2 separate regions of the Homo sapiens genome follow, and region 1 is linked to region 2. A link is a loop called in an ENCODE intact Hi-C map of the cell type or tissue named here. Cell type or tissue: Calu3. All regions are shown on one strand. Each heading gives the region's core, and the rest is flanking DNA. Links, peaks and the distances in the headings are about the cores only.

Region 1 (16,796 bases), core at 4,789-12,788, 230 kb before region 2:
CAACTTCTTCCAGAAAAAACTCAAAAGTCCAAATTCCAGAGTCTCATTGAATCAGATATGGGTGAAACCCAAGGCATGATTCACCTTGCAAATTCCTTCCAGCTGTTAGCCTGTACATGTAAACAAGTTACCTACTTTTAAAATATTATACCTACTTTTAAAATATTATGGTGGGACAGGCATAGGATAGGCATTCCCATTCCAAAAGGGAGAAATAGGTAAGAAGAAAGGAGTAGCAGGCCAAGTAAGTCCAAAACCCAACAGACAAAACAATGTTTAGTCTTAAAGCTGGAAAATAATTTCCTCTGACTGCTTTTTCTGCATCCTGAGCACACTGGTCTAGTCTTCTTCTAACTCCTCACCAAAATTGCCCTTAATGTTCTGTTTACAGCAATACAGATTTTCTCTAGGCTGATCCTCCAATCCCTTCCAGCCCCTACTCATTACCCAGATCCAAAGCTGCTTCCACCTTTTAAGGTATCTGTTATAGCAACAACCCCAATTTTTGGTACCAATTTTCTGTCTTAGTTTGTTTTCTATTGTTATAACAGAATATCTGAGACTGAGTAATTTATAAATAAAAGTTCATTTGGCTCATGATTTTGAAGACTGAGAAGTCCAAAGGCATGGTAGTAGCATCTGGGTAGGACTTTCATATTGTGTCATAACATGGTGAAAAAGCAGAAAGACAAGCAAATGCATGTAAAAGAGGCTGCAAGAGCAAGCCCAGCTCACTTTTATAACAATCCACTTTCTGGGGAACTAACTTTAATTCCGAGGGTAATAACTTAATCCATGAATCAATCATCTTATCTTATCTCTTAATATGGTTACATTGGCTATTAAGTTTCCAACACATGAAGTTTTGGGGGAGACATTCAAACCATAGCAAGAATGAAAAAGTGGGGCTGAGTGATGTTGACAGAAATGAGAAACAAACAGAAAGAAACAAGTATCTTCTTTCTCCTCCAGCCTTCCCATTTTCTTAAGTGTTCACTGCTAACATAGCCTACCTGGGAACCAACTGGCAAAGCAGAAAGGTGGTTTGCTGAGTGTTAAACTCTAACTCTCAAAGCAAAGAACAGAGAAGTGAATTTGAAGTTGAGGGAGAATACCTGTTATTAAGCATTGACAGCACTATCACAGGATGCCCATGATTTTCAGGCCAAGTTTTGAATTTAGATTTTAAGATATCCAGCTTGTCTATTCCTTTCTTTAGGGTGTGGATTATCACTAGAAACAACCACCAAACCCCACAATTCTTATATCATTTATCTTTTTCATAGAGTTCCATGGCAGTAGTCCCTGTGATTCTAAAAGGCACTTTTTCTCCAGGTTATCATCAGTGTTATTTTTGTTATTTTTTTAAGTCTGTGCTATGAACACCCGGAGTTTTATCTGATATCACTAGCTAGATTTTCACTGTCTTCAAATCTAGCAAGCTCCTATAACCAATCCAGATTCACTCTGAGTGGCTAAAGCAGAAAAATATGTTTCTTAAAAATATTTTTGTTAACTCACAGAATGCCCTCAAGAGGTAGAGCATTAGGCTGAGAGGATACTCAGCCAGAAAAGGTTCTGTATCATTTCCGAGTACTAGATGTAGCTTGTGATTTAAGCTCCACTAATACTAGAGAGCCGCTAACACCAATGACACTACTCTCCCTGGAAACTACACACAACTTCTGGTGCTACCATGATCCATATTTTAAACAGATCCAGAAATAATTTCTGGATTATAGTCTGGGTTAGATGAATTTGGTTGGTGGTACCTGAAACAAATTCTCATGCTTTTACTACAAAAGAGATTGAGGAAGCAAATATCTGGGATTTTAACAGTGAGAGTCAAACTCTACCTTGTAAGTTTATCATCACAATACATGAGAAAAGGGAAGGATGCCGGGCAGCCAAAAAAAAAAATTTTTCCTCTAGAGTGTTCAGCATTAAAGGTGGCCTTAACACAGTCGACATGGTCTAGAGATAACACAAGAGGTCTGATGGGCTTCTCAGGTTGTTGATCCTGTACAACCTGGGATATAACTCAAAAGATTAGGAAAACCAAATGTTTTGCCTTCGTATATTTAATTAATCTTCTTTCTGTAGTCTCTTGTTGTTAGTTTTGGGAATCTTAGGCCAGGCTATAGGTTATATACTTTTCCAGGAGTTGAGTATGGGCCCAAGATGTACAAAGAATTATTTTCTCTAATAAGTAACCTAGGCTTAGGTGAATAAAACATCACAGAGATAGATTTTATAAAGAGAGTGGCTGCATTATTTTATAAATACAGTATAGAATCAGAGTTAAAAGCCTTTGAAGCTTTTAAAATCATAAAATCATTCAATCCAACTCCTAATGAAATAAGAATTCTCTCTTCACCAACCTCAAGTCATGGTCACTTGCTTCTGCTTGACGACATCCAAAAATGGAGAACTCACAATCTCTAGATGGAGTTCATACCATTGAGACAATTCTACTTGTAAGAAAGTTTCTCCTAATGCTGAACTCAAATCTACTATGTCTTAAGCTAGATTCCCAGAAATAGACTCTGAGATGGAGATTTGTGTACAGGTTTACTGAAAGGTAACCCCTACATCAACAAGTCTGGGGGAGTGAAGGAAGTAGGACTGGGCAGTGGCAGGAGTTTAGCTGTGGTTGCAAGAGGCCTCTATTATGGACATTTGGAGCTAAAATAGGCCTTTTAAGTTGCCCTGCCTTGAGCAAAAGAACATGGGAGGGTTCTACTTACCTTACCAACTGACCATTAGACTTGAGCTATCCCCAGGGAGGGGACTTACTCTTGGGTGAAGAGACTGTATTCAGCTTAGGAAGATTACAAAGGAGCAGAAGGTCCTTGCAGAAGATCATTCCCAGCAGCTGAAGTGTTGCCTCAATTCTGAGAAAAAAAAAAAAAAAGTAGCTAAGCTCAACATTAGCTACTGCTATAAATTTATCTCATTATTTCTTGTCTGCCCTCAAGAGTCAATGAAGTTCAATCACTCTTTCACATAGGGCAAAAATATTAGGGCACACATTTTTACCTTTCACAAGTCTCTTAAGTTTTGCTCAGTTATAGTAGTTGCAATGTTCGACTCATATATTGACATGATTCTTCTTAAAGTAGAAAACATAGAATCAAATGAATTACTTAGCTGTGTTTTCATCCCACAGTGTAATCTAATCAAGGAGAAAACTATTACAACATTCTCTTGACTTCTTTTCAAGAAAGATTTCCTTGACTTGGAATCTAACCTGGGGTGTAGCAGTGAGATCACCAAATCCTAACCACGAGACCACCAGGAAGCTGCTACTGACAACCTAACTCACCCTAAAATCATATTAAATTTTAGGTAACTTCACCCCACCATTGACTTACAGCAAAGTGATAGTCAATGAATACCTGTAATTTTCTCTCATATATTGCTATTTTGCTTTATTCTCTCATTTTGTTCTTGTAGAGATAGTTTTATGTTTTATTGTACCCAATGACAGAAGCTCACGTTTCTAAGAGATTACATATTGCATCTTTCTAAACTATCAATAAAAATTTTCTAAATATTTTCTTATTCTGTATCCACAGCACCTAGCCTGAAACATAATGGGTGCTTAATTAATGTTTTTTGAATGAATGGAAGGAATTTAGTTTCTAAATGACTTGTAAGTTGTTTGGTTAAATCCAAAATCAGATAAAAACTCTCAGAGTGCCTACTCATCTGAAATGTAACCCTTATATTGTTACTTCATTGCTTTAAAACAGAGACTTGATGAAATACAATGAAGACAAAAGAGTTCGATAGTCTCATAATTCTGGTCTTATTTGTTTCAATTCCCTTGAAGTTTCTTGTGTGTAAAAAAGCAGCTTTGTTAACAGATGCCCTTGTGATTTTGAGAAGTGATGAGAAAATTCCAAACCAACTCTTCACTTTTAATTTAATTATATTGATGGAAACTTACACTGAGAGTAGCACTAGCTATCAATCAACTTTACCTACTTCTGTGCTCTGGAAAAACTCATTTCAGCATTCCCCCCACTCTTTTATCACTGTCTTCCTTTTTGTGATTAAGCTAAGATCAACCATCTTTCCAAAGATAAGTCAGAATTCCATCCAGATTCGTTTATGGTGGTCAAAGCAATTGAATGTATTTTCCCCAAGATGTAGTTCACTATTAACTGAGTTTTTGTTTCTATTGTTTTCCTCACAAGTAGAACATGTTTGTGATCAATTTCCTCTTACTAGGAATGATTATTTCTTAGTCAAGGGGTATCACATAGAAAATTTCAAGTAAAGAGGATAAGAAACAGATAGCACCAGGCTAATTTAATGGACCAGACAATTCTTCACACTCCAATTCACCTGAATGTCTGTTTTAACTACAGGACAAAGTTTAATTATTGAGGAACACTTCATATATAATTCCAATCCTATATAATTCAGAGTTATTACAGTGTGGTGCTAGGAGATGGCAGAAAAGTGGCAGTTGTATTTCAGGTGCTGGCCTGGTGTTTTACAAATTACAAGTAGTGAAAGTAATTTTTAAAAAAGTAATTACTTGAAGTTTCCTGAAAACTAAAGCTATGTATTTTTTAGTGCAAAAAAGGACAAGAACATGAAATATTTTCAGGGACCTCTTCCTATATGAAAGAATGTTAAATTTGATAAAAAAGAGAACTCATTTTCTTCAGTATGACAAGTAATGTTCTAACTGATTTCTTTGTAATAACCCTCCTAAAACCACATGTTAGAAACTGCCTATCCTCATTTTATAAATTAGAGAACTGAGACATGGTAAAGTTATGTAAATCACCCAAGTTTACAGAGCTAGCAAGGGTATTGTCTAGATTTGAGCCCAAGCAGTCTGATGCCAAGTTTATTATCTAAACAAAATACTCCTGAAATACTTCTCTGAAAAAGAAATTATCTGCACATAATGTGTAAATGCAAACTCCCCCTTGGAAAATTACTTTTATCATTAAAGTAATTTGTTTTTATTTTTATAAATTTCATGATTTACTTTTACTTCCCTATACAACATTGCAATCCTTGAAAATTAACTCAGTCAATGTTTAACTTGGTGTTATCTGTCAGGGTTCCACTATGGAATAATAAAATTGAATGAAATGACATGTTACTGGGGAGATTCTGGTGGACAAGTATGATCAAAATTTCTGGGTATAATCAAAGTTTCTAGGTAAAATCAGGAGTCTGAGGTTTGTCACTAATTTTGTAACTTTGATATATCACTTAATACCTCCAGATTTTAGAATTTTAGGTCTTAAAGCTATTAAACTAGATTGAAAAGCTTAAATCTGGTACACCATAGAATACTATACAGCCATTAAAAAGTGTGAGAGATCATTTTCTTTGTAGCAACAAGGATGAAGCTTGTAGGCCATAGGCCACTATCTTAAGCAAACTAATACAGGAATAGAAAACCAAATACTGCTTGTTCTCACTTACAATGGGAGCTAAACATTGAATACACATGGACCAAAGTAGGGAAAAAAAGACACCAGGGCCTATTTGAGGGTAGAGGGTGGGAGTAAAGTGAGGATTAAAAAATTACCTATCAGGTACAATGCTTATTACCTGAGTGATGAAATAATTTGTACATCAAATCCCCATGACATACAATTTGCATATATAACAAACCTGCACATGTACCCATGTATTAGTCCGTTTTCATGCTGCTAATAAAAACACAGCCAAGACTGGGCAATTTACAAGAGAAAGAAGTTTAATTGGACTTACAGTTCCACATGGCTGGGGAGGCTTCACAATCATGGCAAAGGGCAAGAAGGAGCAAGTCACAGATCAAGTGGATGGCAGGCAAAGAGAGAGCTTGTGCAGGGAAACTCCTGTTTTTTAAACCAACAGATCTAATGAGATTCATTTGCTATCACAAGAACAGCACAGAAAAGACCCGCCCCATAATTCAATCACCTCTCACTGGGTTCCTCCTACAGCATGTGGGAATTGTGGGAGTTACAACTCAAGATGAGATTTGGGTGGGGACACAGCAAAACCATATCAACCCCTGAACCTAAAATAAAAGTCAAAAACAAGTTTCACTTCTGATTATTTGAAACTTACCACTGTTCCTTGATCACAATCTTCATCACTAAGATTATCTGTACCATTTACTGAGCATATCCTGCATGATTTGCAAACATCATCCTACTTAATCCTCATAGACCTATGAGGTAGATATTATTCTCAGTTGAGGAGACTGAAGCTCAGGCAGGTTAAGATAACCCTCCCAAAATCTCACTCCATGGAATTAGTGGAGCCTGATTTATCCGACTCTGAAATCCACATATTCATCACAACAAGATGGCTCATGATATAATTAAAACAAATAAAGTGATAGATAAATTCCCTTAACAGCTGTACTGGTGTTTCTATTAGTCAGGGTCCATTAAGAAGAAAAAAAAAATCATAGCAATCATATAAACAGAGATAATTTGATTTTTTTATATTTTATTTTACAAGGAATTTCTATATTCCTGCTTATGTTTAATAGGCAGAATTTAGTATGAAAAAACTTTAAACTTTGTATAAAGTTGTTATTTAGGTATCTAAGAGAAATGTAAAGTATCACGAAGGTAGCAACTATAGGAAGTAGAAACCACTCCTACGGTAGAGGGAATAAAGGAAAGAGATTGGAATTATTAAAATGTGTATTTATATGGGGCCCCTTACAGCTTACAGAGAAACCATTGTTTGGCTGGTGCTGGTTTATATGGAATGGAGAAAAATGAGGCTGTTTTTGAAGATGTTGGAAAAACTGCAAATTGGATTCAGCTACTGCAATGAAGAAGCGCTGCCGATGCGTGAACAGAGACCACAGACAGACAGGAATTCCGCATGAGACAGACAGGAATTCCACAAGAAACCGACAGGAGAAAGCAAGTCTCATCTCCTTCCACCAGCCTTGCTGTCTCTGCTTGGCTGCTCTTCTAGAGGGTCTTACACAGAGCCATGGAATAATGCAGAAATGTAAAGTGAAGAGCCCCAGCTCCAATCTCAAAAAGTAGAGAATGGAAGGTGAGTTTAGAACTCAAATATAATAACATATAACTCATACCACAATAAAACTAATTATGGATCTCACCTACAGTTCCTGATCTGTAGCACTTTAGGATCAGCCTTTTATACACCTGCATGTCTATGGGAGACACTTAGCACTCAATTTTAAGTGATCTGGGATTTTTAAGTCAATTTTTCCTTTTTTCTTTCTTTCTACTTCTCATCACTCTAGTAGATTAACGACAACCCCTTCCTACCCTAATTTTTTTTACCAACTGGAATCCCAAATTATGGTTTAAAGGAAAGAGTGGATAGTAAGAAAATGGTATCAACAAGAAAAACACGGAGAAGGGAAATATGAAAAACATACCTAGTGTATTCAGACTATGATTCCACAAGACAACTTGCATATTTGAGATAAAACATTGGGTGACTTTCATTTTAACATTCTCAATGAAAGGTAGAAAGAAAAATGTTCCACATGTATGCCAGCTCTATTCTCAACACCAATACATGAAGCAGACAACAAAATAAATTATTTGTATTGTCACAATTGTAGTGGTTTCATAAATATTTTATCATCAAGTCCATTTTCTCATACAACATCCCTATTGCTAGAATTATTTTTGCCTTTAACAATAGTACTTGGCAGGTATACAACGTAGGAAGAATAATCAGCGTGAAATCTTATGTTTCTTTTATAAGAGCCTTGCCAATGCCAAAGCATACAGAACAAACTTGTCTCATCTTTTTTAACTGATGCTAGAATATAGTTTTGAAAACAAATATAGTCAACAAATATGTATTAAGTCCCTACCCTGCACCAAGGTCTAGACACTGAGAATACACAGAAGAATAAAGCAAATGGCATTTAGTTTATAGAATTTGTAAATAAGTGTAAGTCAAGATAAAAATGTGAACAAGGGACCAGAGATATGAAGAGATTAAAAGAATTATGGAAAAATATTATGTACAATTCTATGCCAATAAATTTTATGATCAAGATGGTGTGGTAATATTTAGGAAAACATAAATTACAAATGATTCAAGAGGAATAAAAAGAAGACCTAAACTATCATGAACCATAAAGAATCAAAATTTGATAAAAGTGAAACTCAATATAAGTGGCAGGCCTAAATAGTTTAACAAACATATTTTAAGTAATTTTTAAGGTCATGTAACCTGACTTAATTTAGAGATACAATTTTATTTTATTGGTAAAAAGACATAAGTATTTAAAGGCACTCAAAATTTAAACATAAGTGCAATGTATATTTATTTTATATTTCAACTGTTGAAAGAGAAACCATAGTTCTGCTCTTTTGTCCTCCAATATGGAGGGAATATTCATTAGTGTCACATGCCTGCCATCTATTGGCCACCTCACTTACCCATGGAAGGAAGAGTATATTGTTTGAGGAGTGAATTTTGGCTAAGAAAATGGGCATAAGTGACCCCCACATCTTCCCTTTCTCTCTGTTTGGCATCTGTTTATCTATGCTGTTTATCTATGCTGTTTATCATATAATATATGGCATGTTATCTGCAATAAACTCAACAGCAAATTGGCTATGCTTCCAGACACCTATGGTTTTCCAGCAATGTCAGTAACTGGCTAGGTATGTCTAATTATGGGATCTAGTTTTAGAAAACTCATTATTTTATAACATCTAACCCATGGTTTTTCATCTGACCTTTGCTTGCAATATAGGTGATTTTGTGTGTGTGTGTGTGTTTTTTTTTTTTTTTTTTTTTCTTGACAGAGTCTCATTCTGTTGCCCAGGCTAGAGTGCAGTGGTGCAATCATGGCTCATTGCAGCCTTGAACTCCTGGGCTCAAGTGATATCCTCCCACCTCAGTCTCCTGAGTAGTAGAGTAGCTGGGACTACATGTGTGCACTACCATGGCCATATAATTTTTTCATTTTCTTTTTCTTTTTTTCTAATTAGAGATGATTTCTCACTAAGTTGCCCAGGCTGGTCTCCAACTCCTGGGCTCAAGCAATCCTCCTGTCTTGGCCTCCCAAAGTGCTGGGATTGCAGGTGTGAGCTACCATGCATAGCAAGGATGATATTATTTATTACCATCTGCTTAAATGTGTTGTTCCCATCAGGAATGATATTTGTTAAATTTCCTTAAAACCCAACACTTACTAATATATTTTGCTTTAAAACTAAAAATTTTATTTTAACATTCTTCTGGAAAAATAATCATACAAGCATGTCAACTAAGCTCGAGGCAAATATAATAGAAAGTAGAATGTGAGTGCTGCTTTTCCCTATCAGGTAGATTTATAAATAAAAGAACATGTCACTACCAAATGATATGATCTGTCACTTCATGCAGTATATCAGGTAGCTATAGGTAGTATGAAACTTGGAAAAATATGAGGCAGAGGATGAACATGATAAAGTTTTATGTGCAACTTCATTATCATTCCCTCAGCTACGCTATAAACAATGTCTATTCTGAATCCACTTTTAATAGTCACCAAGAGAAGAGAGAAGAACAACAGAACAGAGAGAAGTAGATTCTTCAACTCAGCTGTCAAGTGAACTCAGGATATCAAAGGACTGTGCAATGTGTTGTCAGAGGTCATGTTCTTTGACCACTATATTTTCCCATACTATATGTTACTGGTGGCTGGTATCAGAGTTTCCCCAGGTTATCAGCAGTGTATCTTAATGCGTCTGCAGCAACTTCAATTTTTGCCTCCTGAGAAGAAAGAATTCTACTGAGGAGCACAAGGCAGAACAAGACCGAAGTGAGTTTCAGAGCAAGAGTGGAAGTTTTTTTTTTAAAGGCTGTAGAATAGGAAAGAAAGGAAAGTTCACTTGGAAGAGATCCAAAAAGGCGTCTGAAGGTCAAAGAGAGCATTTAACCTTGGTCTCCTAGGACTTTTTGGCTCACTTCTTTTCCATGATTCTTCCCTTAGGGTGGGCTTCCCGCATGCGCAGTCTCCTCTTTGCCCCTGGGAACTGAGCATGCGGTAGTGTGTTTAGGAAGTTGCTCGTATGCCCATCTGAGGCTTTCTTCCCTTTTCTGGTGAAGTGTCCCTGGAAGATCATACTTCTCTATTTTGTATGTTAACATGCATGCCCCGGAGGTTTCTTCTCCCTGGCATCTCTATTCCCTTAACACTTTAATGTTAATAGCTGTGGATCATCAGGAGATTGTCTCTCTCTGGTGCCCTAGCACTCCCTACTGAGTTGTCATTTTTAGCGAGGCAGTGTGATAATTGTTGAACCATCACCTGACATTCCTAGTGGGTGGGGGAAGAGCCCTCTCCCGCCTCACTCATCCCTATCTAACTACCTGTAACACTATACACATTTGTCTTCTGTGATAATGGAGCTGCATTTCTAAGCCCTGAATATTTGGATTTCACTTTCCTTTAACTACTGTTTATGCATGCACATACCACTTCCTTGCATCCCAACACCATAGGGGCTAGCTGCAGGTCACATGGAATAGGATGTTCACTTCTAATGAGGAAAGAGGCCATTCCTCCTACTGTCCCCTGTCTCCAAAGAAAAGGAGGAAGTAAAAACTGAAAAACAACAGACTGATCCGCGCCACTGGCCAGGCCTGTAAGTTAAAGATTAACCACCACCCTAACCACTTGTGCTGTCTATAGATCACAGACAATGGTATGGAGAAATACTTGCCTTGCTCACCACCCCCACCTAGTCACGTACCCCATGCTTGCACAATCTATCACACGACCCTTTCACGTGGACCCCTTAGAGTTGTAAGCCTTTAAAAGGGCCAGGAACTCTTTCTTCAGGGAGCTCAGTTCTTTTTTTTTTTTTGAGTCGGAGATCTTGCTCTGTCGCCCAGGCTGGAGTGCAGTGGCCCGATCTCTGCTCACTGCAAGCTCCACCTCACGGGTTCACGCCATTCTCCTGCCTCAGCCTCCCCAGCAGCTGGGACTACAGGTGCACGCCGCCACACCCGGCTACTTTTTTTTTGTATTTTTAGTAGAGACGGGGTTTCACCGTGTTAGCCAGGATGGTCTTGATCTCCTGACCTTGTGATCCGCCCACCTCGGCCTCCCAAAGTACTGGTATTACAGGCGTGAGCCACTGTGACCGGCCAGAAGCTCGGTTCTTGAGACCCAAGTCTGCAGATGCTCCTGGCTGGATAAAGCATCTTCCTTCTTTAACCTGGTGTCTGAGGGGTTTTGTCTGTGGCTCCTCCTGCTACACTTACAGAGTTCTTACCTTCAACAGTTATGATGCTCTTCTAGTCCTAAAATCCACTTCAAGAAATAGATTCTGAGCACAAACCTATGACATTGACAAAGTTCAAGCAAGTTTCTTCAGGACAGGATGTGTTTTAAAATTGAGTATGCTTTACAATGAATCATAGGTGGTGACTAACTTAAAATGCACACTTGAGTTATCACAACAGAATAGAAAAATTGGCCCTGGATTATTCAGTTTTTAAGAACAGGTTATATTATATATATTATATAATAAATTTATTGTATATGTTATATTTATATAGAGAGCTATATAATATATAACTAGATATAGTATTATAACCTCATTCTTGAAATCAGGGCCAAAGAGAACATGGCTACAAGACTAAATGTTGATATTCTACAATTTGATTGAATTTTGAGTTGTCTAACTTCTTTTAATTTAATAATATATTTCATTTAGATAATTTCTAAAACATTATCGTTTCAACACATAATCAGTACAAAATATTATTAAGATATTTTACATTTTGGGGGTACGAAGTCTTCCAAATTTGGCATGGATTTTTCACTTTACAGCCATGTCAATTCAGACACTAAATTTGTATCAGAAATACTTGATTTCTATTTAGATTTTATAAAATTTACATTAAGAAAGTAGATTCAGCCAGGCACGGTGGCTCACACCTTTAATACCAGCACTTTTGGAGGCTGAGGAGGGCAGATCACGAGGTCAGGAGATGGATACCATCCTGGCCAACATGGTGAAACCCTGTCTCTACTAAAAATACAAAAATTAGCTGGGCGTGGTGGGGCGCAACTGTAGTCCTAGCTACTAGAGAGGTTGAGGAAGGAGAATCGCTTGAACCCAGGAGATGGAGGTTGCAGTGAGCCGAGATCGCACCACTGCACTCCAGCCTGGTGACAGAGTGAGACTCTGTCAAAAAAGAAAGAAAGAAGGAAGGAAGGAAGGGAGGGAGGGAGGGAGGAAGGAAAAGAAAGAAAGAAAGATTTTTCTGAAAAGGTTTTCAAAAATTGAATTGAATGTTTAACTATAACTACAATTTAATTCAAATTAAATGAAATTAAAAATTTATTTCTTCAGCTGCACTGGCCACATGTCAAATCCTCAACAGACAGCACAACACCAGACTCAACTCCTGACTCTCTTTGCCAAGTCTTATCAGCCTTTTCCTCAGAATATGTTTCAAAGCTATTCCTTTAACCCACTTCTCTCACTCCTAAATTCTTAATAACTTTTTACTCCTATAAGACAATGTTAACTATACTTCCACTAAAAATATAATTATAATGCAGTTAACATGTATTGGCCACTTAGTATGTACCAGAAACAGTTCTCAACAGTTTCATGTGATAACTTGTCATATTATAGTAATTAAATGAATTCTATTAATACTTCCCATTGTAAAGATGAAGAAATGGAGGTGTGAGGAGATTAAATAACTTCTCCAAGGTCATACAGTTACTGAGTGAAGAAGCTGGAATTGAAACCAGCCCAGTTAGTTTTATCCAGACCCCACACTCTGTACCTTTCTGCTGCCTCTCTCACATATATACATAAAAATAATAGTTTGAGTAATGAAATTATAGATGATTTTATTATCTTCTTTTTATTTCCCTATATTTTGTCCATTAATGAAATATGTCACTTTTGTAATTTTTAAAGTTGTTTTAATAAGTCAAATAAATATCGGCTTAGTTTGTTTTTAGTATACTCTTACCTTGAGACAGGAGAATAAACAAAATGACTTTTTCAGTGTCTCCTCATCCCAGGAATGTATTTTTTTTAGCCCCCTCTAATATCAAACAAAAACAACACACATTACTACCCTATAAGTACTTCAAGATAAGTGGATAATTTTAATTTTTTTCTCTGGTTTAAACATCCAACCTCAGTGGTTCCAAACCAAAAGAATCACTTTAAATCATATACTTCTGTAAAAAATATTTCCTGAAATCTCTAATCTCTACATCCAGCATATTTTTCATATCCACACATTTCCACTTATCCCACTGCCACCATCCTCGTACATTCCCATTGTTAACCTTCTACTTGACCTCAGTCTAATCTACTGAACCAGCATCCCATCCTCACCTCATCTTTCTGCTCTCAACTTTCGGCCTACCTCAACCATGTTTACTTCATATTCTTGTTAATCCCCTCTGATTAGGCTGCTATCTGTGCCTCTGTGCCAGAAATCCTTCAGGGATTCTCTACATGGTGGTTTCTCACTTTCCAACCTGATCATTTTTGTACACCACACCTACTGCAAATTCCAACCCTTATCATTTTTGTGCCTCATACTAGTCTACACTTCAGCCAACTGGTCTCCTCGCAGTTCCTAGGATCATTTGCCTTTTCTAACTGTGGACCTTCCTCAAGCTCCTCCCTCTATCAGAAAATACCCTTCCTCCACCTCTGACCATTGAAATGCTACTGATTATTTCAGAAGCAGGTCAAGTGCCAAGTGTTCAATAAGTTTTTTTTCTCCTCTTTTCCTGTCAAACTTTACATTGCCACTTCTGCACAGTTCACCACGTTAACCTCATGTCATCATTTATATGTCATTATTTGTGTACTTAACTTTTCTGCCTACCAACATTTCTTAAGCACCTCTGACATGTCAAGGGTATGTACTAGGCACTTTATATGTGTTACCTAATTTAATTTAATCCTTACAACAGCCATATGAGACAGGTAACACCATCCCCATTTTACAGATCAGAAACCTGAGACTGTCAGAAGTTAATTAACTTGCTTGAAGTAGCATCCTTACTAAATAGCAGAGTCATCACTCATTCAAAATATTTTATTCAAATCCATGTCTGCCAGGTTTGTAGGCCCCAGGGGCTTTTCAGTATCGGTTGGGAAGTCCCTTTGGGAGCAATTAGCACTGGAGCCTCAGGACAAGGTGTATGGTATTAAAAACTTGTTTTCTGCTCCTCTCTCATTTGATTTAGATGCACTGTGCCATAGGAAATGCTCCTTTGGCCGTCAGTCAACACTTATCCTGGGATAGCACAGGGCTTGGATAAATATCATACAGGACATTTAGTTCCACTGGTGACCCTGATTATGGTAAAACTGAGAGAGGAACACCAAGCCCCAGCACACATCTAGCAGTTTAGAACTCCCAATTCTCCAACAACTCAGTTTAGGCCTCAAGCTACAACTTTCTGTTTCTTGATTAGTTCCAGAGGGATCCATTGGCTTTCATAAACAAGGCTGCAACAGCATTGTTGCCATTAGGGTCAGCATAGCCTGATAAGAGTCACTGCCATTAACTCCTACCATAGACTCACACATAAAAAATATAATATGGAGATTAAGAACAGAGAAGGGCAAGTTTACCTTGAATTGCTTTTTCACCATTTGGAGTTGAAAGTCCCCAAACTTGTTGGATCAGGTTATACTGGCAAACAAAGATTACTATCATAATGAGCTATCAGGGGAAATTCAGCCAGATATCGGGCAAAATTCACCCCTGATATTTCACGTAGTTTCTTTTCTATTTTCCCTCAGTGTCGGCCGGTTTGAGAAATAAAGGGACAGAGTACAAAAGAGAGAAATTTTAAAGCTGGGAGTCAAGGGGAGACATCACATGTCTGTAGGTTCCGTGATGCCCCAAAAGCTGCAAAACCAGCAAGTTTTTATTAGTGATTTTCAAAGGGGAGGGAGTGTACAAATAGGGTGTGGGCCACAGAGATCACGTGCTTCACAAGGTAACAGAATATCACAAGGCAAATGGAGGCAGGGTGAGATCACAGGACCAGAGGACTGAGGCGAAATTAAAATTGCTAATGAAGTTTCGGGCACCACTGTCATTGATAACATCTTATCAGGAGACAGGGTTTGAGAGCAGACAACCAGTCTGACCAAAAATGTATTAGGCGGGAATTTCCTCATCCTAACAAGCCTGGGAGCGCTATGGGAGACTGGCGCTTATTTCTTCCCTACAGTCTCGACCATAGAAGGCAGCCACACCCAAGGGGGCCATTTTGGAGACCCACCCTCAGGGGCACATTCTTTTTCTCAGGGATATTCCTTGCTGAGAAAAAGAATTCAGTGATATTTCTCCTATTTGCTTTTGAAAGAAGAGAAATATGGCTCTGTTCCACCCGGCTCACCGGCGGTCAGAGTTTAAGGTTATCTCTCTTATTCCCTGAACATTGCTGTTGCCATGTTCTTTTTTCAAGGTGCCCAGATTTCATATTGTTCAAACCAACATGCTCTACAATTTTTGTAGTTAACACAATTATCACAGGGTCCTGAGAAGACATACATCCTCCTCAGCTGACAGGATTAAGAGATTAAAGTTGAGACAGGCATAGGAAATCACAAGGGTATTGATTGGGGAAGTGATAAGTGTCCATGAAATCTACACAATTTATGTTTAGAGATTGCAGTAAAGACAGGCATAAGAAATTATAAAAGTATTAATTTGGGGAACTAATAAATTTCCATGAAATCTTTACAATCCACATTCTTCTGCCATGGCTTCAGCTGGTCCCTCTGTTTGGGGTCCCTGACTTCCCACAACAATGAGCTGATTCTCTTCCTTTTTTGTTTTGGAGTCAACAGTGTCCACTGTTTGCTCAAGGAGAGTGAAACAGGACTTGCTGGTGCCTGTGGCCAATGGGCATGTCTTCTACATCATTTTCAACCTGGCATAGGGTGTGCATCTAATGTTAAAGAAGTTGAACTGAGGCCAAGCATGGTGACTCACACCTGTAATCCCAGCACTTCAGGAGGCTGAGTCAGGCAGATCACCTGAGGTCAGGAGTTTGAGACCAGCCTGGCAAACATGGCAAAACACCATTTCTCCCAAAAAAAACAAAAACCAAAAAAAAAATTAGCAGGGCTTGGTGGTGCACTCCTGTAATCCCAGCTACTTGGGAGGCTGAGGCAGGAGAATTGCTTGAACCTGGGAGACAGAGGCTGCAGTGAGCCAAGATCATACCACTGCACTACAGCCCTGGGTGACAGGGTTTTATTGTAATATCCATTCTACAGATCCAAAAACTGTGTAGTAAGTAACAGGACTGACGCTGTTATGTTGCACTTTCCTCATACGTGGATACCCTGGGCAAAGCTATAATCCGCACCATGGGTGAGATGGAGGGGGATGGTGTGAGATTTCATCATGCTACTCAGAATGGCATGCTCTTTAAAATTATGAATTATTTATTTTTGGAATTTTCTATGTAATGCTTTTGTACCATAATTGATCATGGGTAATTGAAACTGCAAAGAGTAAAACAATGAGAAAGTGTTTTACATCACTACTCCTGAGCTTTAGGGCCATTGTTAAGAATAAGAGCTATTGGACACAAGTACTGTGATACCACACTAGTTGATCTGTTAACCAAGACACTTACTAGGTGACTAAAAGATAGCCTGTTATTATATCTTCCTCTATCTCATAATCTCTAGATAGGATACAATAAACAATGGATATAGATTATTAGGACAACTCAAATGTGAAAATTAACAGATAGCCTTGAAGCACCAAACATTTGAAGAAAACCAAGATGTTGAAAGAAA
Region 2 (16,796 bases), core at 2,817-10,816:
ATGGTCAAAGCTGGCTAAGGTTTAATGGGTTTATCTATTATGTTTTCAAAAATAATGTGCTTCTTAAGATTTTTTGGTTTTTCACATTTTTTGGAGTATTGGTCAATAAAAAGTTTTTGTTGGAAACAGTTTTTCTTTATCTTCTGAGTAATCTGCCTAGAAGGCAGGGATTCTGTGTATTATCAAAATTATTCCGTCTGTTGTATGTTGATTTTATCATGCCCTTGATTATTTAATAAAAGTTTTCTCAATCTTGAAAGGGCTAAGATTTTTACAATATTACCTCCAATGTTTCTTTCTAAAATCTTTTATTGTTACTTAGATTAAATAGGTGCCAACTATTATTTCCCAGTGACCCATGATTTTATCTTAATCAAGTATTCAACTCTCCTAAGAACTTCTGATGTTCTGCTTTCCTAAAATTGAATTCTAAATGACATCTTTTGCACCTAAAGCTGACTTCAAGATTTCCCAGAGGCCTTCTGGAAAACCACAAAGAATTGTTTTCTCTTACTTTCTAAAAAGAGAGATGCTAGATAAGTAGACCCATTTGATATGTTACTACTGCTGAGTTGTGTGGGAACCACTGCCAAATCAGAAGGGATACTTAACCTTCCCTGGGTTAAATTCATACAGGCAAATGGTTATACATATTTCAGGAATTAGGTGCTGTATGGAAAGTCCCTGGATATTTTTCAGTGTATTAGCTGTCAAAGATATGTTTTAGAGTCCTGGTATTGCTTTGCCTAATAGTAGATAATGAGTATAGTGCTATTGGCCATAATTACAGATATTTTTTAAAGTTTAACTTTGTTACAACTTTACCTCTTTAATTTGTATCTAGCATCTTCTAGCCTGGTGGTTTGCAAAAGGGCATTCACATCACTTACTTATGGGGTTTTATTAATATGCAGATGTTCAGGACCTACTCCAGAACTGTTACATCTCTTTAATTGAAAATCTTGATATATCCTCGGTACACTCTATATGTTTGGTATATTCATGTTATACTAAGTCTCAGAATTATCATAGATTATATCTGAAGGGTTTTTTTCTTTGTAAAGATTATGTACCAATTTTTATAAATTAGATGCTACATCAAGTCTTCTTTAAAAACAGGGTTAAATATTATATTTTAAGATATTTTATCAACTGTTTTTATTGATTTTCTTTGCCTGCCACAGAAAACACAGTTCTTTGTCAATTGCATGATTTTCATAGTTAACTCTTATCAGGTCTTTACCTCTTGAAAATTATCAGCAATAAATTAACCACAGTTATTTTAAGTTTTGTCATCTACAGAAAGTGTTTTTGTTTAATTTTGATGCTTCTCTAAAAGTGCTAGCTACAAGCCAGAATGTTTTGACTGTAATAAAGGATGGTCTCAGAGCCCCATGACTATGCCAAGTTCTCTTGGGTACCATCTTCTGATATTATAGTATTGCTTTAAAAACTTTAACATCATACCAGTGCACTGAGTCAGGACTTCCAGATTTCTAGCCGAAAAGCAGATGGGTTCATGAGACTGATAACCCATAATCAAGTGGAACAATAATTAATTACACAGGACTGAATGAACTGATGAGAAATAATTCTGGTTTTTGTTTGAAATATTGTTGTGTTATAATTCTCTTTTGGGGATATAAGAAACTCTCTTTTCTCCAGTGATATCATCTATCTGTATCTTTAGCTATACCTCATAACGATTTAATGGATTATGCTTTTGTTAAAGGAAATGAAATATGTATCTTTATCTCCCTGTCTGATCTTTTCAGAGTTAAGTATTCTTATTTTCTTGGCAGCATAGTTATATGCATGGGTTCAATAAGAACCTGTCCTCCTTTTAAAGAGCACACATGGAAACATTGGTTATGTGACCAAGTCTTTGCCTGGAATGTCATATTTGAGAATGATGCTCATTGAATTAATTATAACCAGACACTTTTTTTAATATACTTTAAGTTCTGGGATACATGTGCAGAACATGCAGGCTAGTTGCATAGGTATACACGTGCCATGGTTGTTTGCTGCACCCATCAACCCATCATCTACATTAGGTATTTCTCCTAATGCTATCCCTCCCCTAGCCCCCGACCCCCTGACAGGCCCCGGTGTATGACGGTCCCCTCCCTGTGTCCATGTGTTCTCATTGTTCAACTCCCACTTGTGAGCGAGAACATGCAGTGTTTGGTTTTCTGTTCCTGTGTTAGTTTGCTGAGAATGATGGTTTCCAGCTTCATCCATGTCCCTGCAAAGGACATGAACTCATCCTTTTTATGGCTGCATAGTATTCCATGGTGTATATGTGCCACATTCTCTTTATCCAGTCTATCATTGATGGGCATTTGGGTTGGTTCCAAGTCTTTGCTATTGTGAAGAGTGCTGCAATAAACATACATGTACATGTGTCTATATAGTAGAATGATTTATAATCCTTTGGGTATATACCCAGTAATGGGATCGCTGGGTCAAATGATGCTTCTATAACCAGACACTTTTAAAGGCCTATGTTTGATTCGATGAAGCCAATGCTTACAAAACCTTCAGAAAAATGGTCTGGTCTTACTTGCAGATAAAATAACCTTAAAGAAAGGTCACTTCCTGACCTTTGCTGCTTAAGTCGCTGCACCCATCAACCTGTCACCTACATTAGGTATTTCTCCTAATGCTATCCCTCCCCAACCCCTGCCCCAACCCCACGACAGGCCCATCATTCTCAGCAAACTAACACATGAACAGAAAACCAAACACTGCATGTTCTCACTTATAAGTAGGAGTTGAACAATGAGAACACATGGACACAGGGAGGGAAACTTGTGATATTTTGGAAACCTCGAGAAGAAAATAATTTAATGAAATGTATGGGTGCTGAAGGTGAAATATTATGATCAATTCTTGGCTTAGATCCATAGCCTGAGAAGGTTTTTAAAGTCCAAAGATTCGTGATAAAACTTCCAGCAAAGCAAATTTAAGAATGTACACAGTATCTAGTCCAATGTCTGGCACGTTGGCCTTGCCCAGTAGTTATTTCTTGAATAAGTGAGTACATAAAAAGTCTGTTAGCACTCTCATTTTTGGTTCAGTCAATAAAATATTTAATGAATTGGTATAAGTTGTTCTCCTAGGTTCTTGAGACACAAGGGTAAATAAGAAAGGCATCACAAAAGTTACAGTCTGTTCAATCTTTAGATAAGCATCCAGAAATCAGCCTTTTCCTCCTGTCTCCTAAAGTTGTCTTTATAGACACATTTTTCTAGAAAAATATTTGATAAAAACTTTCCTCAGGGAGAACAACCCATCCTGGTATGCAAAGTTATCTCTAAATCTACATAGATAACAGAGAAGTTTTATAGGAGTTGACAAAAATGTAAAAAATAATTTTAATAAGTGCAAATATTCAAAGGATCAAAGTTAACCAAAAATGTATGAAATTTTAATTTTGTCCTTACTCCGACCTATAAATATACTTTAAATAATATTTCTTCATAAAGTGTAATTTAAACCAATGATATAATGAGTATAGAAAATGCTTGTTTAATTTAACAAACCTGCCCAAAATGGACTTATGTGTATTACCATAATTTGCAGCATATTTCTTTTATCCTAACATAAATTTTAGGAAATTAAAATTTATGACTTTTCATAAGCAAAAGAACTTTCTTGTTCCAAATAGATCATTTAAATTAAGATGTTTGTTTTTTTATCTTCATTTTTTAGGTTATTATTTTTATATTTTTCAGCATCCTGGAAACTTGTATGATAGTCAGAGTATAATTAGGTGAAAGTGTTATGGTAAAATAACCAGTTAAAATGAAACCAGAGAATGCTATACTAAATAATATAGCTTTGATAACATTTAATATAATTTTTTGTTAGCTTATCAATCAAAGGTTTTAGACAACCACATTATCAACATATTAGTTGTTTCTTTGAATTTGCCAGGAAACTTGAATTTTCCTTGACCACATGCTGAAATAATTTCTGTTCATGGAAATTAGTTGGCTTTAGATGTTGTTTGGTTGTAAAATTATGGTTTACCATTATTTTTGTTTGTTTATAGTTAATTAGCATTTTCATTAGCTGCTTAGCATTCTTCCCACTACAGAAGTGTTTCTGTAAATTCTTCAAAACAAGCAACTAAGAAAGAGAAGAATGATATTTCAACAAATACATATACCCTTTAAAACTGTATAAAACGGGCCGGGCGCGGTGGCTCACGCCTGTAATCCCAGCACTTTGGGAGGCCGAGGCGGGCGGATCACGAGGTCAGGAGATCGAGACCATCCCGGCTAAAACGGTGAAACCCCGTCTCTACTAAAAATACAAAAAATTAGCCGGGCGTAGTGGCGGGCGCCTGTAGTCCCAGCTACTTGGGAGGCTGAGGCAGGAGAATGGCGTGAACCCGGGAGGCGGAGCTTGCAGTGAGCCGAGATCCCGCCACTGCACTCCAGCCTGGGCGACAGAGCGAGACTCCGTCTCAAAAAAAAAAAAAAAACTGTATAAAACGAAAGTAGGAACAGAAATTATCCAAGTTAAAAAACAGATGATTCATCTGGACACTGAGATATATGATTACATTTATTGAAAACACTTCAAAAAAAAGTACAACTTATTGAACAAAGTTATTGCAAGGTCACTTATTACTGGAGATAAGATCAGCGTTAAAACCTACAATAAAATCTAAATTTAAAGACTTCCTAAACTGGGGTTTCTACAATTTTCCTTAATGATTTTTTTAAATGTAAAACTCTTATTTTCTAACTTACATTTCTCTTGTTGCAATTATTTTGGAGTCAGATTTAGAATATATTAAAATATTTAGTCGTAGCAACTTTTTTTCAGAGGTCTTATGTTTACATCTAAACTGGATCTGAAGAGGGTTTTGTGTGTTTTTTGCCAGATTTGTGAGCCTGCATGCTTTCTGTCAAGCAGCAAGGGGTTGTTAAAGTCTCTTATTTAATAAATGACCCACGAATAAATGAAAATGATGGGAAAAATGTATGCCTACCATACCATTCTACATTCTACACTTCTTGTTATGCATCCTTGACCTGGACCTGCTATTTAAAGACAGCACTACCTTGCTGATATTGACCAGTTGGAATCCATTATGACTCCAAAGCAAGTCTAGGATTTCAAATACAGCAAATTTCACAGTCTGAGGCCTTCATTCACAGGAAGGTAGTCTCTTATTTCTGCCAGGATAAGATAAGAAACCACAACGGAACAAAGATAAGAAGTGCTATTCCCTGGGATGGAGGGAAATATCAGTTGCTAGCAAGCCAGGGTTTTCATCATGTAAGAATTTTCAGCAGATTCTCTGGCCTTAGCACTGAGACCACTTCAGACCAATCTCCCTGCACCTTATCAAATGCTAAGCACAAGCACTGAATTCACAAATACCACACAAATGTGTGGTTGGAGTAGGAACACTCTAAAAGTCAGTTCCAAAAATGCACACAGCCCACAGCCCCCCTTCAAATAATGCATCTTGTGAAATGGGGTTGCTGTAAATAGAGCTCAAGCTTGAACACTGTAAACACTTGCCAAGAAAAGAAGCAATTCATAGGAATGGTTTAATCAACCCTAAATTATCATCAAATTCAGCTACCTCAAATTTTGGATGCTGCCATCTCAACAGTAAAAATCGAAGGTCTGATTTGTTCTTGCTTAACGCAAATGTGGTGGGATGAGGGAGGTGGAGCTGCCAAAAACAACAGCTTGTGAAAATCTGATCTGAAGTTTATATGTTTCATAGACCTCCACCCAAACAAGATAAATATATAACTGTAAATCTTGCAAATTTTATATATGGAACTGTGGAATGTATTTGTTGAATATTATTTAAACTTTAATCATTTAAAATAGTAAATTGAGCATAGTATATGATTCTACTTTTCACAGAATCTATTTCTTTCTAAATGTGACCCTTATGGGGTGCTCTCCTCTGCCCTTTCCATTACGCTCATAACACGAACTATGTACACTACAGTTTTTATCACAATTGTATCTGTGATTGTGAGCTGCAGGCAATAATAAGAGTTTTAAAATCTAAGCAAAAATCACCAAGAGTTAATCTAACTTTTAATAATTTGATTGGGAAACTCATTCCTACCCTACAGTAGGGGTAGAAATGCCTTTCATGGTAGAAAACCTATAGGCTAAACTGAGATTCTATAGTTAAAAATTATAGAATCAAAAAGGAGAATTAAATATACTCCTCTACAAGCTTAAGTGACTTACTATCCATATGGCAGAGGTGTAATCAGGGAGCCTTAGTTGAGCACCAAAATGTGACTATAAAAATGCTTTGTATATCTATCACATGCATCCGTGTGAAGAGACCAACAAACAGGCTTTGTGTGAGCAATACAGCTTTCTAATCACCTGGGTGCAGGCTGGCTGAGTCCGAAAAGAGAGTCTGGGAAAGGAGACAGGGGTGGGGCCGTTTTATAGGATTTGGGTAGGTAGTGGAAAATTACAGTCAAAGGGGGTTGTTGTTCTCTGGTGGGCAGGGGTGGGGGGGTCATAAGGTGCTCAGTGGGGGAGCTTCTGAGCCAGGAGAAGGAATTTCACAAGGTAATGTCATTAGTTAAGGCAGGAACCGGCCATTTTCACTTCTTTTGTGATTCTTCACTTGCTTCAGGCCATCTGGATGTATACATGCAGGTCACTGGGGATATGATGGCTTAGCTTGGGCTCAGAGGCCTGACAATATCTATGTCTTTATCAATATGGAGAGAGGGAGAGAGAGGTGGGGGGAGCCTCTTATATTATCAGTTAACCTAATAAATGGATACCCCAAGGTTATTTATATTATATTGTATTATAGGAGGGTAGGAAGTGTGAGAGTCAGAGATAAGATTAAAGATTAAACCTGTAGACATGCACTAAAAATTCAGTGTCTCTTGTGTCTCTTGTTTCTGGCAAAAAGGAAGGTTATAAATAAATTCTCTTCAAAGAAATAAACTATAAAATGATCATAAGTTGAATGAATGAATTTCAGTCAGACTATCGTACCTCAAACAAAATAGCTTCCTAGATTGAAAGACTTGATATAACTTTTGAATACATTAAGGCATCTAAAAAAGACTGTATTAGAAGGCATGGTGGGTGCGTCTTCCTTGAAAATATGAGAGGTAAAGTGGCAGAAGCAAATATGGGTGCCCATCCTAGCCATGCCCACATAGGGAGGTGTCTGGGCAAGCAGACTGGATTCTGGTGATAATGAAGAAAATGCAGCATTAGTGGTTGAAAATCAGTGGCCTAAAGGTGGGATGTTTCCTCTTTTATTCTGAATTTACCGTGTCGATTTTCACAGTATCAACAACTAAAAATAAAACAAAAAACAAATTGTAAAAAACCTTTGAAGGAGAATCTGATAAGACATAAATAATTTGAAGTTTCATCCAATTTCACATTGACAGATTCTTTTATAAAATTGGATTATCTGGAAATATGGAGTCTATGTCTTACAAGAATTGACTAGAACTGAGCATTGGGCTGCTCCCTGTGTTGGTTTACACACAGTCTCTACTACTCCTTGTTTTACCCTTCACACTAAAGCAATTTTGATAGCAGTGACTATCATTGCCCTTCCACTATTTTCATATTAACTTTTTTAAAAACAGTATTTCTTATATTATGTTCCTGTCAAAAGTAGGAAAATGAAAGCAGCTACAAGGAGGGAAAGCACTGGTCATGCCCTGATTAACCTCTACTCCAAGTGACAGTTATGTTTTTAACAGTCAAGTAATAAATTCACTTTGTTTTATATGTAAGTTGACATCTGAGTAAAGCCCATTTTGGGCCACTCACTGTAAGGAATGACCAAACCTGCATATTTGTAGAGTGATGAATTCACTCAATTAATGTCACCTTGTGGAGACTGTCCTGGAAGTGGTTTTGATTCAGAACTATAATAGATTCTTTTCCAAGTGTGTGTTATGTGGCAAAACTCTGAAGACACAGCAGCCAATAATCATTGTTGATCACACAGAACAGCTCGTTATCTAACTTGTAATCTGAGTCTCAAATTGAATAAATGTATGAAAGGACTTGTAAAAATCATTGAGCCCAAAAAGTTTAGAAAATTTGTTGCTTTACAGTGAATATTTGGGGCAATAAATAAAACAATGAATCTGCTTCATCACAATAATGTTGTAAAGGCCAATTTTAAATAATTTATTGTTTGTAAGAGATAATGTGTTAGCTCTTACCAATGCCGGTACTATACAAAAAAATTAACTTAGAGTAGCTAAGAGATTTGCAAAAGGAAGTATGCTATCTTCTACCTTTCTTACTATGTTTCTATCCTGCTAGTTTTTGTTTCATTTTAAGTGACAGTGCATCTGAAAATGACTCCTCATGCCGACCAACTAATCCTTTTCTCTAGTCTCCTCCCTTCCCCAGTTAGAGATCGCACGCGGTGGCTCACACTTGTAATCCTAGCACTTTGGGAAGCCAACGGAGGCAGATCACTTGAGGCCAGGAGTTTGAAACCATCCTGGCCAACATGGTGAAACCCCATCTCTACTAAAAATACAAAATATTAGCCAAGCGTGGTGGCACGTGCCTGTAATTCCCAGCTACTCGGGAGGCTGAGGCAGGAGAATCACTTGAACCCAGGAGGTGGAGGCTGCAGTGAGCCAAGATCATGCCATTGCACTACAGCCTGGGTGACAGAGCAAAATTCTCTGTCTTGCTGTGTGTGTGTCACACACACACACACAAATCACATGAATTACACAATAAATTATTTAAGGAAATTGTATTAATTATGTATTTATGACATGCAAACCCCTGGTTTTTTTATTCTTTATTTAATGTTTATTGTTAGACAAAGATCATGTGTAGAATAGGAGTATAAGAAAATATAGATTAAAAATTAAAAGGAGAGAAATGAATGTGATTTATATTCCCATCACCTAGGTAGATATAAGTACTATTAATATTTTAGTATAGATTCCTCTAGATACATTTTTTAATTCTCTGTATTTATTTTCAGTAAAATTATCTTTGAATTGTCAATTTCTTCTAAATTTTAGAAAACATAAGTAACATCCATGCTTGCTAGTTAATTAGATTGCCCATTTCACAAATACTTTGTGACTCTTTCAGCATCTGTGTCTCTAAAAGGTAAGGAAGAAAACAAGGTGGCATTTTCTCAATATCAACCAGATATTGACAGAAGGCAGGAGAGTGAAACCAGGAAAAACTTAGAGGAAGCATTTGAAAAGGAATAATAATGTCTTATCCTCTAGGTCTAAACAGTTTGTTGATTTGAAATCTCAAATTATCAGAATAAACACACCAAAACACATACCTCTTGGTAAATTCTCCCATAATTAAACAACTACATATTGGGTTAGCAAGTCTATTGGAAACCCAACTAAATAGCATTATCAACATACTATTGATATTTTTCCTCATTATATTCTGTTTAGGAATCCATAAGATAAATGACTTTTCTAGGTTTAATTACCTCATCTTTAATAAATATACTAATATTGTCTCTCTAATTTGAAAACACTAAAGTTGACACCAGAATTTTATGGTGCCATGGTTCCACATAAACAGCAATTATTCCTCCTAAACAGTATGCAAATAATTGAATAGTTCTTTGACATCGGTAAATGCATTTGCTAACTATGTTTTTCAAGTCACATGATTTCGAAAATAAGTAAGAAAATTAACCTATATTTTAAAATTCCTATAACCCCTTGTTCAATAAAATCCTTACTCATTTTTCACTAAACACTAAATGGAGTAGATGAGTAATGTTTGTTACATAAAAAAATGGTACTTTTACTTAAGTTGGCAGAATTTTGGAAAAACCCTTCTTTGATTCTGCCAAATTCGTCTGGAAGAAAGTCAACACACGATTGTAGAGCTCACAAAGTCTAAATAAGTGTTAGCACAAAACAGTCTTTCTTTGTTTTTCAATAATTTGTTTTGAGAACATTTTCTCCCACCCCTATGCCTCCCTGTGTCTCTCCTTCCTCTTTCGATTCCTCTCCTGCCATGGAAAAAGGAAACAGCCAATAAAAGGCTCTGTCTGAAGCCAAATCTATTTTTTTCTTTTCTTTTTTCTTTTCTCTTTTCTTTTCCTTTTTTCTTTCCTTTTCTCATCTTTTCTTTTTCTTTTCTTTCTTATCTTTTCTTTTTTTTCAAAACATGAAATTCAGTTTCCCAATATTTAGTTATGTATGAAACTCTACAAGAGGTATTTAATAAAGCAAGGCTAATATTAGATGAAAAAAACGTTCATGACAAAACAGCTCTTATTATCTAGGTGAAATCAGCCTAGATAATAAGAGAGAGATAATCAGAGAGAGAGAGAAAAAATGTAATTGCCATTGAAAGTAAAAACTTTCAAAGGCAAAAGTTTTCACTTTCAATGCCAAAAACCGCAATTACTTTTGCACCAATCTAAAATACAAGGCCTCTAAACTTCCTAATACAGACTACTGAAAGCCTCCCCAGGATCCATTTTCTCTTTCCAATTAGCCCAACTGTTGGATTCATGTTATTCCTCAAATAAGTCTACCCTCTGACTAGAAAATTGGACACATGGGCCTAGTGAAAGCCAATTAGTGCAAGCCATCACAGAGAGTAGGTTGCTTGGTCAAAGTTAAGCATTTGAATTAGGTCAGGATCATCAGAATGGCTTTCAGAAAATTTGCTTAGAATTCCAAAAGAAAGGCTCTTTCCAGATGATGTAATGTTCTAGACACAGTATTATAATAAATATGATTGAAATGTGATATTAAAGGGTTGGGATCCACTTATGGTTGATTGGTATGTTTTTACGGTGGAACTTAAGAGGGGTCAGGGTGAATTTCAGTAATATGTGCTCTGTGGGACTTCGTTACTCATTAACTCGGTTTCCCTGAAGAATCAGTGTCAAGCGAGGTGGTCCAATTGCTATTAGTCCAATTACTTTATCTGTTTTAGGAAGATTATTTTAGTAACACTAAAACTTAAAACATTTTTCTACTTGTGTTATACTGACAGCAGTGGAACTGTCCTGCACCATACATACAAAATATATTTAGTAGCTGAGCCTTAAATTTGTCAGATTGACCTTCGCTTCCCTTTTTAGGGAAAAACATGACAAATTCAAATGTACAGAAAGTCCCATACAAAAAATTGCAGGAGTTTCATTCAACACTGTAAGTAAGGTCATGACCAACAGAATTCCAAATTCTGTCTTGCTTTTCCCTGATGACATTGTTTCCCTATGTCATGCTCAAATGAAGGCCATACATTCACCCATGCTTCTGCATTTTAAGGCTTAACAGAACACAAGCTCAAGCTATTCCCCTGAGACATTTTTCCAATGTCCATAAAGACTTGACACTCTGCATACATTTTTTTGTACTGTTATCATTTGTTTACACCTCTCCCCAACCAGATCATCAATTCATGAAGGGCAAGAGCTGCATTTTATTTCTTGCTACCCACAGATTTTGGAACATAATAGATATTGCATCAGTGATGATTAAATTAAAGAGCACTTTGGATGCTTTTTCTTCTTTAAGCTTTTTTGCCAGTTTCCAATCTATGTGAAACAAACCATACTTTTTCACCATTCTCATTTCTTGGTCTTGAGCAAGACAAAAAAAAAAAAATTACTTAATTTCATTGGCTTGCTCCATGAAAAATGCTTATTATTTAAGTACCACATTAACCTCAATGACACTCACAAGTTCTTTTTTTTTTTTTTTTTTGTATTTTTAGTAGAGACTGGGTTTCACCGTGTTGGCCAGGATCCACCCGCCTCGGCCTCCCAAAGTGCTGGGATTACAGGCGGGAGCCACCACGCCCAGCCACAAGTTCACATATTTATGAGATATTTCATGCTCCACAAGAAATTGGAATTCTTATTTTTCTTTCCCTTTCATTTTTTCCTTCTAGATTTCAACTTAGCATGTAGATCAATTTTGATAATCTTTATTTTTCTCTCTTCTCCTATTGTAGCCTGTGGCCTTAGGATAATTACACACAAAAGATGTTGAAATAATGGTGATGTTTATGAAATGCTCTTAAATTAATAATGGATATTTCATATACCACACAAAAATAACCCAATCCTATTGCATAGGTCCTTTGAGGTTAGGAAAAAAGGGTCATTATCAAAGAATATGCAGCTATTTACTTATAAGCTAAGCCACTTATAATTAGAATTTTAACACACAAATAGGGGGAGATATTGAGTATTGCTTTTCAAGTTATTTATACAAACTTATATAGCTTCTCTTTAAAGATTGGTTTAGAGCAAGAGAAAGATCAATGGCATTTAGCTCATCTTCTTATCTTAGCATCATATTTCATTCTTTTGCTGTTTTATTTAATTAATGGTGTTGGAAGGTACTAAATTTCTGTACGCCACTCAAATACTCTACTTCAGTCATTTGGCTTTTCTGCTTACATTCTTATTATGAAATTAACATACATGCTTTTTTCTTCCAAATTAAATACATTTTTAACTTAAAGAGAAAACTTGGAGGAATGCCAACAAAAAACTTTTCTAAATTATTTGTATACAGTATACCTAAGTCATTGTATTATAATATAAAATTATGGTAATGGTTAACTTGCACAACATTGATAATCTATACTGCCCGCAATGCAGAGTTTTCAAACTAATGTCCTTTTGTTCAATAAAATTAAGGTGTTTTTCTTTTCAGTTATATTTTCTAAGTGTATTTTCTACCACTGAAAAATTCAGTTTGAGAAACCAGGTGACAAGGTTTTCTACATGAAAAGAAGCATCCCTGGTTGGAAACATCTTGCTTCCTTGTTGCTATAGCAATGTGGTTGTCCATCATTGCAGGAAGCCAGTTGCCAACTATAAAGAAAGTCTTTCTGCCACATAAGAGCAATTAATGAACCTTAACATACTCTATCTGAAAATAATTATCTGTTGCAGAGTTTGCCAATATGTGTTCTCTGAAACACTGTCTAATAGTAATTCTACTGAAAAATGCTTTTTCATCTTTTTTAGAGGTTAAGAATATACACATAATTAGTAAGGCTAAAAGAATTTCTGTGGTAAACACATCTGAATATATCAACTAAATATGTATTTACCAAATATGTTTTTCCATAAAATCTAACTTTTACAAACACCTATTAGCATAGTACTACTGATCAGTCTCCTCTTTTTTCCTCTGGTACTATATTGGCTTTTAGTCATCACAGAATTTTTACATGCATAATATTTATCAAAACAACAAACCCAGGTTGTCTCAAATGCTATGGTGAATTCAGAATTTTAAAATGGCATAACCTTTCTTATAATCAAATTCAAAATTAGAAAAGCATGATTAACACATTAAATTAATGTCAAACATAGAATTCTATATATTTAAATTATAGATATATTTCTAAAGGTAAGACAGCCTAATGTGTAAAACAAATTTCTAAACTTTACTCATATTGCTTAGAAACACACACAATGATGTTGTTTTCTATTGTATAATAATATAAAAAGCTTGACAGGTCATCATGTTTTCAATTCCAATCTGAATCCAGAGACAGAATAACGTAGTGTGCTAAGAAACACCATAACAATACAAAGTCCTCCAGGAGATTTCTACACCTCCAGAGTAATAATTACAAATTACTACAATTAAAATGAATGAACTCAAGAGGAGTGCATGTTCAGACCCTAAGGCACAGGCGACTTTCAGATAAAAAGCCACGAAGCAGACATCTCATTTCATCTGCACCATTGCAAAGCGCTGAACGCTCCCATTCTCACAGCAAGAAAAAAGTGGACTAGCTTAAAATCAGTGACCTTTCTTAAGTCATCAGAGAACTGAGGTCACAGCAAAAATGATTATTATGAAATCTAGAGAAACGGGAATATGGAGAACACGAATTTTCAGTTTAACTGAAGCAGAAGCTGATGGAACAAGAAACTGGTAGGAACACTTGAATAGTAATTTTGATCTATTATTGGATGCTGTGGGTAGATAAGTTTAAGAGTTAAAAACTCTTGGGGGAGTCACTCTTAGGAGCAAACCTACAATTTCATGTGTTTTATTTCCAACCCCCACCAAATTCTCACAGAGAATATCGAGTAAAAAGTTCCCTCTGTTCGCAGGCAAAGAGAAGGAAAAATTAGCCATTTCGAAATAGGCCCAGATGTTCCAAAATATGTTCACCTGCATTCTAAGGAAAACTGCATTACCAGAGCCTTATGTAACCTAAAGGAAAGGCAGCTAATCAAATCCAGAGACCTTCCTGCCTCTTGTCAAGGTAAGACAAGAAAAAAGTCTAATACAAATATCTGAAGTCATAACCCAGGGACTCAGGCCAACTAAGAAAGCTGAGATTTAATTATAAGATTATAGAACACTTTTATTACCCAATAATTTAGCACCATATCACCAGGACACCAGGAAAATAACTGAATTACAACTGTGAGAGCTATAAGGCACAGACTCTATTTAAGAAAGAGTTCTTAGGGAAGCCCAAAGACAAAAGAGGAAGAAAAATTCAGAAGAAACTGAAACTTCTGGCAACTACAGCTACAACAAACATTAAACAAAGCCCAACTCTCAGCTAGATGTAATATAACTATTACATTCAGTCTGCTACAGCAAATATCATAGATGAGGTGGCCTAAACAACAGACATTTATTTCTCAGTTCTGCAGGCTAGGAAGTCTGCAGACACCAAGGTGCCAACAGATTCAATGTCTGATGAGGGCCCTCTTTTTCATTTGCAGATGGGCCATCTTCTTATGTCCTCATGTGGTCCTTTTTTGATAAGTGCACAATGAAAGATTAAGAGCTCTCATGTTTCTTCCTTTTTTTATAAGATCATTAATCCCATCATGATGACTCCACCCTTATGATCCCATCTAAACTGAATTACCTCCCAAAGGCTCACCTCTAAATGCCATCACACTGGGGAAAAGGGCTTCAACATATAAATTTGAAGAGGGAAGCAGCCATTCATTTCAGGACACTAACATAAAATCTCACATGAATTCTTATTATCTCAGTTCCTATTACCCAACATATTACATTTGGCTTAAAACAAAAAATTACAAGCCTTGTTAAAAAGAAATTTAAAAAATAGAGCATGAAAGATGAAGCAAGGATCAGAACCAGATTCATATATGAAACATATTTTGAAATTATCAGATAGAAAAATTAAAATAACTGTAAGTAATGTGAAAGATTAAAATTGAAAAATAAGGCAACATGCAAGAACAGATCAAAGTAGGCAAAAAGATGGAAACTCTAGGAATAGATCAATAGAGAATGCTAAGAATTAAAAAAAAAAAAACATGATACAAATGAACAATGCCTCTAATAGGCTCATCAGTAGACTGAACACAGCCAAGAAAAGAATAAGTGACATTAAAGATATGTCACTAGAAACTTTGACAACAGAAATGCCATGTGAAAGAAAGAATGTTATAAAAACTGAACAGATATCCAAGAACTGTAGGATAATTGTAAAAAGCATAACAATAGTATAATTAGAATTCCAGAAGGAGAAGAAAGAAAGATGCTGAATAAATATGTGAATAATAATGGCTAAGAATTTTCCAAAATTGATGACAGAAACCAAACCACATATCCAGGGAGCTCAGGGAATAACAAACAAAATGCATATCAAAAAAACTATACCTAGGCCTATGGTGTTCAAATTGTATAAAACTGAAGACAAATAAGAAATCTTGCAGGAAGTCAGAGAAGCAAATACCTTATCTACAGATGAATAAGGTTAAGAATTACGTTGCATTTCTTACCAGATACTCAAGCAGGAAGAGACTAAAATATATACCCTATTTAAACAAAAATATCACCAACCTAGAATTCCTTATCTAATAAAATTATCATTTACACATGAAGGGAAGCAACAACTTTCTCACACAAATTGAAACAGTGAATTTATCATCAGTAGACATGCTTTACGAGAAATGTTAAAAGAAGTTTTTCAAAATAAAAGAACCCCAGACCCCAGGGACCCCAGGACCCCGAACATGCGTGGCACGGGGTGGCCAGGGGCCCCGACCCCTGCTCTGCCTCGCCGGGTGGTTTGTGCTTCCACCCATGCCTCGGTATATATATATATATATAAACTTAGATTTACATAAAGAAAAAAAAACATTAAGGAAGGAGTAAGTACAGGTAAAATAAAATCATTTTTATTATTTTTAATTGATCTAATATATATTTATTTAAAATAATAATAGCAACAATGTATTGGGTGAGTTCAGTGTATTGATAAGTGAAATAAATGACAATCAAGATTATAAGAGATAAGAGAGAGGAATTGGTACTACTCCATAAGAAAGTATGTTAAGTTACTGTGAAGTAGCCTGCAAAAACTGAAGGATTATTGGGTTTGGGGTGTCCCCTAATGCACATATGACTGCAGTCACCAAAAATTTACATCACAACACTCAAGTCGCCACAAATACCTGGAAAGCATTCCCAAGAAGGATGGATACAAACAAGCTCAGACTGTGAAGATTACAGTAAATACCTAAATACCGAACTCTTCAATGCCCAGACATGATCATCCATAAGTATCGAAACCATCCAATAATACATTACCTCACCAACTGAACTAAATAAGACACCAGTAACCAATCCAAGAATGACAGAGATATGTGACCTTTCACACAAAGTTTAAAATACCTGTGTTGAGGAAGTTCAATGAAATCCAAGATAACACAGAGAAGGAATTCAGAATCCTATCAGATAAATTTAACAAAGACAATGAAATAATTAATAAAAATCAAGCAGAAACTCCGGAGCTAAGAA

What was found. Hi-C counts contacts between places; a loop is a spot of excess contacts. Peaks named below come from ENCODE experiments on the same cell type or tissue, not always from the same donor. Only the 100,000 strongest peaks of a DNase experiment are listed, where the experiment ranks them.
Region 1: it touches region 2 in a loop (3-fold over the local background); 2 of 110 quality-filtered maps call a loop at or near these places.

The regions. Positions count from the first base shown.
Region 1 is chr10:64,725,799-64,742,594 of GRCh38, reverse strand. No RefSeq gene overlaps it. Among named protein-coding and RNA genes, the nearest start is that of LINC02671, 190 kb to the left of the region's middle. In Calu3, for the core only: a CTCF peak has its summit at 8,457; DNase peaks (open chromatin) are centred at 8,394 and 10,654.
Region 2 is chr10:64,496,738-64,513,533 of GRCh38, reverse strand. All of the region lies in intron 4 of LOC124902439 (a long non-coding RNA gene), which reads right to left. Among named protein-coding and RNA genes, the nearest start is that of LINC02671, 420 kb to the left of the region's middle. RefSeq lists an enhancer at 6,326-6,850. In Calu3, for the core only: no CTCF peak of the experiment used is centred there; a DNase peak (open chromatin) is centred at 6,403.